Regions from separate parts of the Homo sapiens genome. Here region 2 is linked to region 1. Evidence: chromatin contacts called from ENCODE Hi-C or POLR2A ChIA-PET data. All regions are on one chromosome and are shown on one strand. Each heading gives the region's core, a stretch centred on a gene start or an enhancer-like site at or near the end of the contact. The rest is flanking DNA. Distances are from core to core; before and after follow the strand shown.

Region 1 (3,224 bases), core at 480-2,979:
CACTCCAGCCTGGTGACAGAGCAAGACTTTGTCTCAAAATAAAATAAAATAAAAAAGAACTTTTTTTAAAAAGAGGGTCTTAATTATACAAATTTCTCTTTAGTTTTCTTGTTAAATGTGCTGGGCCATTCTTGCTTTCCTTGCAGCTTTCATCAACAAAAGAAGCAAGGTGGCCAGCCCAGATCCACCCAGATATGGGCTTGCCAGGGCAGGGTGAAATGCAGCTCTGATTTGTTGATGGATAAATTTTGAGGCTAGGAAAGGCCCTCCAAAGAGTAGCCAGAGGAGAGCTTTCCCACCAATTTGATCTATAGAAGGATACTCAGCATCTCTGCCCTCTTTACCTCCCAGTTACATGTCTGTTAAGATTTAGGGGTAGTGAGATTAAGGGACAGAATAAATTTAAAACTATCTATAATTATATACCCCATCGGCCTTCCCATGGGTTTAAATCATCAAACACTTCTTGTTTTTCCCATAGTGTTGCAGCCTTCTCTGAGCCACACTGCTGTATCACTGCTGAACAAGATGATTAGGTATGTGATTGTAGATTGCAGGCATTTGAGGTAGTGCCTTTATTTGGATAGTGCCATTTAATTTGTGATACTATTTCGTATGAAGCCACATGTTTGTTTATAGAGATGTATGGAGCAGTCCACAAAAGATACTCTGTGGCAAAGCTAATAAAGGCTGTTTCCACAGAGCTATCTGAAGGCATGTGGAAGCACAATAGTGACAAACAGAAACCACAATGGGTCAATGTTGAGAGAATCCTGGGATTGGGAGGTGCTTTTTAAAGGCCAGAAGGGAAAGAAAATCAGTTTGGAAGGATTTACTACACAGCAGGTCTTGGTGGATATATTCAGTTCTGGGAACACTTGGCAGTACCAGGGTGCAGTTCATTTACCAGTGTACAAATGATTGAACAGAAAAGCATTCAGGAGTCTCGAATAAATCATTTCCATATCCCACCCGAGCTGGTAAACGGGCGATGAACTGTAGAACAGCCCAGCTGTCCAGAGACAGTGGACAAACCTGGGAGTCCGTTTAGCATGAATGACTGACTCCGGGGAGGGAGGAGGGAGGGCGTTCAGCTGGGGGCTAGGGAAGGGGGTCAAAGTCCAAGCTGCAGAGAGGACAATAAGGCTATGCGTGGGACACAAAGCCGAACCGCAGCAGCAGCTGCCTGGCTCCCGGCGCGCCGCTGAATCAAGCTTCGATTTGAGAAGGGACCTGGCAGCAGCGCGTGCACTAGCTGCTTCCTTCTCCCAGAAGAGCCTGGAAGGGCGCACAGGCTGGTCGCCCTCGGGCGAGGGCAGCCGGCGGCAGGCATCCCTCCCCCTCGCCTCCCTGCCCAGCAGCGCCAGGCAGTGTCCCGACGAGGGCAGGGCGGGGCGCAGGCTGGGGGAGGGCGAGGTGGGGCTGAGCCGCGCGGCGGCGGCTGACGCAGTGCGGGGCGAGGAGCCCGGAGCGCCCTGGCGGGCGTGGAGTCCCCAGCCTGGCCGCTGGGAGGCCGCGTCCCCACCGGAGGGGGCAGGGCGCACTCACCCGGCCGCCCTGAGGCCGCTGGCGGCCTGTTGGCTTCTCCACAGGCGCGCTCGCCGTTCAAGCGCGCTTTGTCCCCGCCCCAGATCCTGGGGGGTGAGCGGTGGAGAAGGGGCGGGCGCCCGCGAGCCGTGAATCACCTCCTCCTCTTGCTGCCTCAGCGCCGCCGCCACCTTTCCATTCAGTCGCCCAACATGGCTGGAGCGCGGCGGAGGTGAGCCGGCCGCCCGCCCGCAGACGCCCCAGCCTACTGCGCCCGAGTCCCGCGGCCCCAGTGGCGCCTCAGCTCTGCGGTGCCGAGGCCCAACGGCTCGATCGCTGCCCGCCGCCAGCATGTTGGGCGCCCCGGACGAGAGCTCCGTGCGGGTGGCTGTCAGGTGAGGACAGTCTGCCGGCGGCGGGCGGCGGGCGGCGGGTTGAGGGCGCGGCAAGGACCTGGCTGTGGCGCGGAGCACCGGCTACCGGGGTGGAGCGACCTGAGGGGCGTCCCGGCCGGGTTCTGCGGCTGAGGAAACTGAGGCAGTGAGTCCCCGCTGGCCTGGCACGCGCGGCCGGGTGCTGGCAGGGCGACTGCGCCGCCCTCACGCCGTCTGTGTTTGCAGGTGGCTGGCGGCTGCGCGGCGCCGGGTCCCTGGGGGGCGTCTTGACTTCTCTGGGGGAAAAGCCCTCGTCACTCCCCTCCGTCCCCTCGCGGGATCAGTCACCTCAGGTCTGGCCGCCTTGGGCTATCGCCTGTCCGGGAGGAGCTGCCTGTGCGCGGGGCTGTGGTGTTCTTTTTTATTAGTTCTAGAATGTCTGTCATACGTGTCCATGCAGCTCCGGCCTTCCCAGGCAGGAGACAAAGCATCTGACTATCAGCGCCGGCGACCGCAGGGCCCGCCGCGCGCCCACTCGGGTTCTGATGTCTGTGCAAATGAGACATCTTTTTCAGCATCACGGGGATCTAGACATGCCCCCGCGTGTGGGTAGAGGAGACAGATCTAGCCTCTTGGGTGTTGGAATGGGAGTGGAATTTAAGGTAAAATCCACTGGGGAGAGGTCTACAGAAGGAGGAAAACTCTTTAGCCAGAGGAAGGGTGAAATGGGTGACTGTGTGAAACATACTGACATTAGGCAGGGTGGATACAATGTAATCGTAACGTTACCCAGGCCAGGGTGTGAGTCTGGAAATACTAGGTACATCCTAGTATTGAAATTATATTTCGGCCAATGACAGGCACGAGTATTCGATGTAATTTCGGCTGTTTTGATACTTATCAAGAAGGAAAGCTCTGATAGTTGCTCATGGAAAATTGCAACATCATCACACTGTGTGAAAAATTAATGAAGCATTCATCCTAGAGTAAGTGCGTGGCTTTCACAGCTCTGAGAGTCTACTGTTAATTCACTTCTCCTTATTTATGCTTTAAGGATTATAAAAATAATCTACACTCCAAGGAATTAGGAACTATTAACAATCTCCCAGTCTTGTAGTCTTTCCAGAAAATTATTCTAAAAATTCTCCCCTCTAAACATTTCTATAGTTACTATTTTAGTGACACATCTTGGGTCAGGCATAGTAATGGCTGTTTCGTATACTTTGTATCTTTAATTAACTTAAATAATAAAATGAGTTTTTAAGTGTTTTTTTTTTTTTTTTTTTTACCACCCAGGGAGGTGACAGTTTTATGACTGGTTAG
Region 2 (3,224 bases), core at 278-2,777, 780 kb before region 1:
TTCTCTTTCTCTGCATGAGTTAACATGCAGATGACAAAACTGATTTCAGTTCCCCAAATCTCTAAGTGCTCCGAAGGAAGTTATCACCTTGGCCTATAATTTTGTTTTGACTGTAAATCATTCTTAATTACCATTTTTAAGGCCCCCTTTAAAAAAAAATCCAAGATACATAGCAAATTTCTGGGTTTCCTATGGTACAGATTGTAAAAGTTTCACTTCTACATGCATTTTATATGACAACAGTTGCAAACTATGAGGGTCTCATAAGACATCACTTTCTTTAGATACTACAAGGTATACTACAACTAAAGGCTAGAAATCTTTGAATTTTAAAAAGTGCTGAACTCTACAAGAGTTTGCTAGTGACAAAGTTGCATTTTATCACTATTAATTATTCCCCTTTTCCAAACTATTCATAATCTTCTCATCTAGGACATGCTCTGTATTGGGAAGATACTTGGAATAGTCAAGTCTAAACACTAATGAATTCATCTTGCCAATAACGAGACTAAAACCGAACCCATTTTTATCCTCCTTCTACCACCATCCATACTGTTGGTTTTATAAAGTTACTTCTTAAAGACACTCAGGGAACACATACTGGGGCTCTTCATCCCGTTTACATTGCGTAATGATTTAACAATATTCCCATCTTAAAATCACAGTCAGAGGTTCCTCAAGCCAAATTTTGGGAATAACCAAGAACTCTCGGCTATATTAACATTGCCAGTAAAACGTCTCCTTCCAAACAGAAGGGAGAATGAGTTGAAGTGAAAACAATGCCTTTACCTGCTGCACACTCGCGACTCTCATATAGGAGTCCAAGACGATCAACAGAGGCACATGGATATTTTTGCCTTGAAATAACTTGGAGGCTGGAAAACAAGTGGGTGGGGAAAAGAAGCAAAGTCACAATCCACAGCACCCCCTCTCCTTTTTAGTCTGAAACGGGGAGAAAAGTCAAAAAGGTGAAGACCTTCCTGAAATTCTCAGCTGCTTTCTGCCCTAAGGAAAGGATATGGGAGTTTGCGGCTCCTTAAGAGTCCGGGTTTGAGCAGGGTCAAGGGGAGGAGGACAAAATTTGCAAATGTAAGGAGGGGGAGAAAGTTTGCAAAAATAAAAGCACAGTTTATTTTCAAGTGATTACCGCGCTCGGAGTACGTGAACACCAGCAGATCCTCCAGGATTTGGACCAGCGTTTCTATCTGTTTTCCTTCCTGGACATTGTTCAGCCTGACTATCAACTTCTTCAGAGTTTCCTCGTCCTCTTCGCACCCCTGACAGCTGCCACTAGCCATGGTGGCACCTGCTTCCAACCCGCCGCCCTCCCAGCATGAACGTCCGCTGCTCAGGGAACCGGCAGGGGCGCCGGCCACAGCTCCCCGGGGGCGAGCTCAGCTCACCGCCCGCAGCCAGCGCTCCCCGCGGGCCCCATCGGCGCCCACGCCCGCCTGTTTATGAGGAAGGAGGCAGCTCCCCGCCCCGCGTTGCCCTCCCTCTCCGGAGCCCTCCTGCTCGGCTTCCTCCTCCCCCACTCAGGCCCCAAAAACGAGCTCAGGGGCCTGCCAGAGGCTCCGCCGAGGCGACGGGCCGCGCAGAACTCTGGCGGCGGCCGTGGGGCTGCTGGAGCCGGGCCTGGCTGGGATGACCGTGACCGTGGCCCCCACGCACGCCTAGACCGGACCCCGGGCGGACGCCGCCTCCTGGGACCAGATTCCACCGCAGCGGCGGCGCGGCCGGGAGTCGCGCGGGAAGAAACTGACTCAGCGGACTCCGCTGAGTCCACAGGCCCGGAGCCCCGCAGCGGAGGCGCGCAGTGCGCAGCCCGGCCGGCCACCCTCCGCGACCCGCCAGCCGGGGATCCTGCGGCCCCACGGAAGGTCTGGGAACTGGGAGCAGGAAAAATGAAAGCCGCCTATCTCCAGATCTAAGAATAGAAATCAGGGCGCTGGGAAAAGAGGACACCGCCCAGATGGCCCCTTTTAGGAATACATTGTCTTTAGAGTTCCACCTATAGGGAGATGAGCAATTTTCCCCCAAAGGATGGAAAGAGGGGTTAGCCATCAAAACTGCCCCCGCTACTCTTTTTTATGATTTTTTGTGACTGTTAGTGGGAGAGGAAATAAACATTGTTTCCCTGTGAGTTATCTGAAGCTCTGGTCACCAAAAGGCCACTAAATTAACTTTTGGAAATTTGAGTTGCACTAGGCAGGATCCTGATACTTGGGACACCCGAAAAGTAATCAGCTCTCAGAGCTATTAGAGCTGAGACAAAGGACAGGGTACATGAAATGAAAGGTGAAAAGTTGAGAGAAGCAAACCTAAATACTCTTCTCTTGGTATTCAGAAATACTTATGAGTATGGGTGTCTATAACCCCAAAGTTTTTTGGTTTTGTCTTTTGATTGTTTGTTTGTTTGTTCTGTTAAGTACCTAAGTAATGTGTTTTTAGGAAAAGAAACCTAGCAAGAACATTGTAGACAAGGCTAGGCAAAGATGATCTATCCTTCAGGTGATGTGTCTGTCCTCAAGATCACTTACAAAGAAGAGGATTGGACTGGAAGTTACTACTTCACAATTTTAGTTTTGTTTTCACATCTGTTACTTCAATCCTGATGACAATTCTGAAATGGATACAACTACTACTATGTATCCTTCTTTCACTAGTGAGGAAATTGAGATTTGGAATTGAGAAGTGAAGAGCTTTGCTGGAGTCACACAGGTGGGAAGTTGAGAGCCAGGACTTCAACCCAGCAAATCTCCTAACTCCAGGTAGAAGGTTCTTCATGCTCTACCACTTTAATAAGAATGCTCTAGACTTTGTTAATACATTAGATTAGTAAGATAGCAAACTCCTACTCAACCTGGATATTGGGTCTATGTCTTGTTGTTATAGAGTCTTTAACTTTTACAGAGACATGCTAAAATATTTATAGTTGAAATGGTTAGGATTTCTTTCAAAGTCATCCAGTGGTGGAGGAAAAGATGAAATGTGTGGAGATAGAGATAACGATAACAACTTTTGAATTGATAATTGTTGAAGATAATATGAGATGGGTTCATGTGGTCTGTTCTACTATTGTATCTATATAAAATTTTCCATAATTTAACAAAAAACTCCCAATCTTACAATATTTATCAGACCTACAGTGTATTATTTTCTAAGTTGTTTCTAAACTTGTTTCCATTTCTGATGACTTAATCAATGTCTCAAACATTTCTAGG

Evidence for each region. Hi-C counts contacts between places; a loop is a spot of excess contacts on that map. ChIA-PET counts read pairs that join two places held with the same protein, here RNA polymerase II (POLR2A). Pooled maps may share reads with other maps.
Region 2: a loop to region 1 is called in a map of ascending aorta, with 6 times the contacts of the local background. The contact joins the promoter of LINC01779 here to the promoter of KIF21A in region 1. A Hi-C loop is called at or near these places in 3 of 168 maps with a recorded cell type or tissue (ascending aorta, gastrocnemius medialis and sigmoid colon), 1 of 37 single-sample maps with no recorded cell type and 14 of 50 pooled maps. POLR2A ChIA-PET finds 5 or more read pairs at or near these places in 1 of 52 experiments (GM12878).

Annotation. Positions count from the first base shown.
Region 1 is chr12:39,441,625-39,444,848 of GRCh38, reverse strand. KIF21A (kinesin family member 21A) reads left to right here and starts at 1,729. Exons shown (of 38, transcript NM_001173464.2): 1 at 1,729-1,922. The coding sequence starts at 1,879. RefSeq lists enhancers at 1,059-1,118, 1,400-1,900, 2,719-2,788 and a silencer at 1,199-2,098.
Region 2 is chr12:40,223,206-40,226,429 of GRCh38, reverse strand. LINC01779 (long intergenic non-protein coding RNA 1779) reads left to right here and starts at 1,527. Exons shown (of 1, transcript NR_186584.1): 1 at 1,527-3,224. LRRK2 (leucine rich repeat kinase 2) reads right to left here and starts at 1,433. Exons shown (of 51, transcript NM_198578.4): 1 at 1,148-1,433; 2 at 790-875. The coding sequence starts at 1,298. LRRK2-DT (LRRK2 divergent transcript) reads left to right here and starts at 2,608. Exons shown (of 9, transcript NR_186757.1): 1 at 2,608-2,771. RefSeq lists an enhancer at 20-109 and a silencer at 1,308-1,667.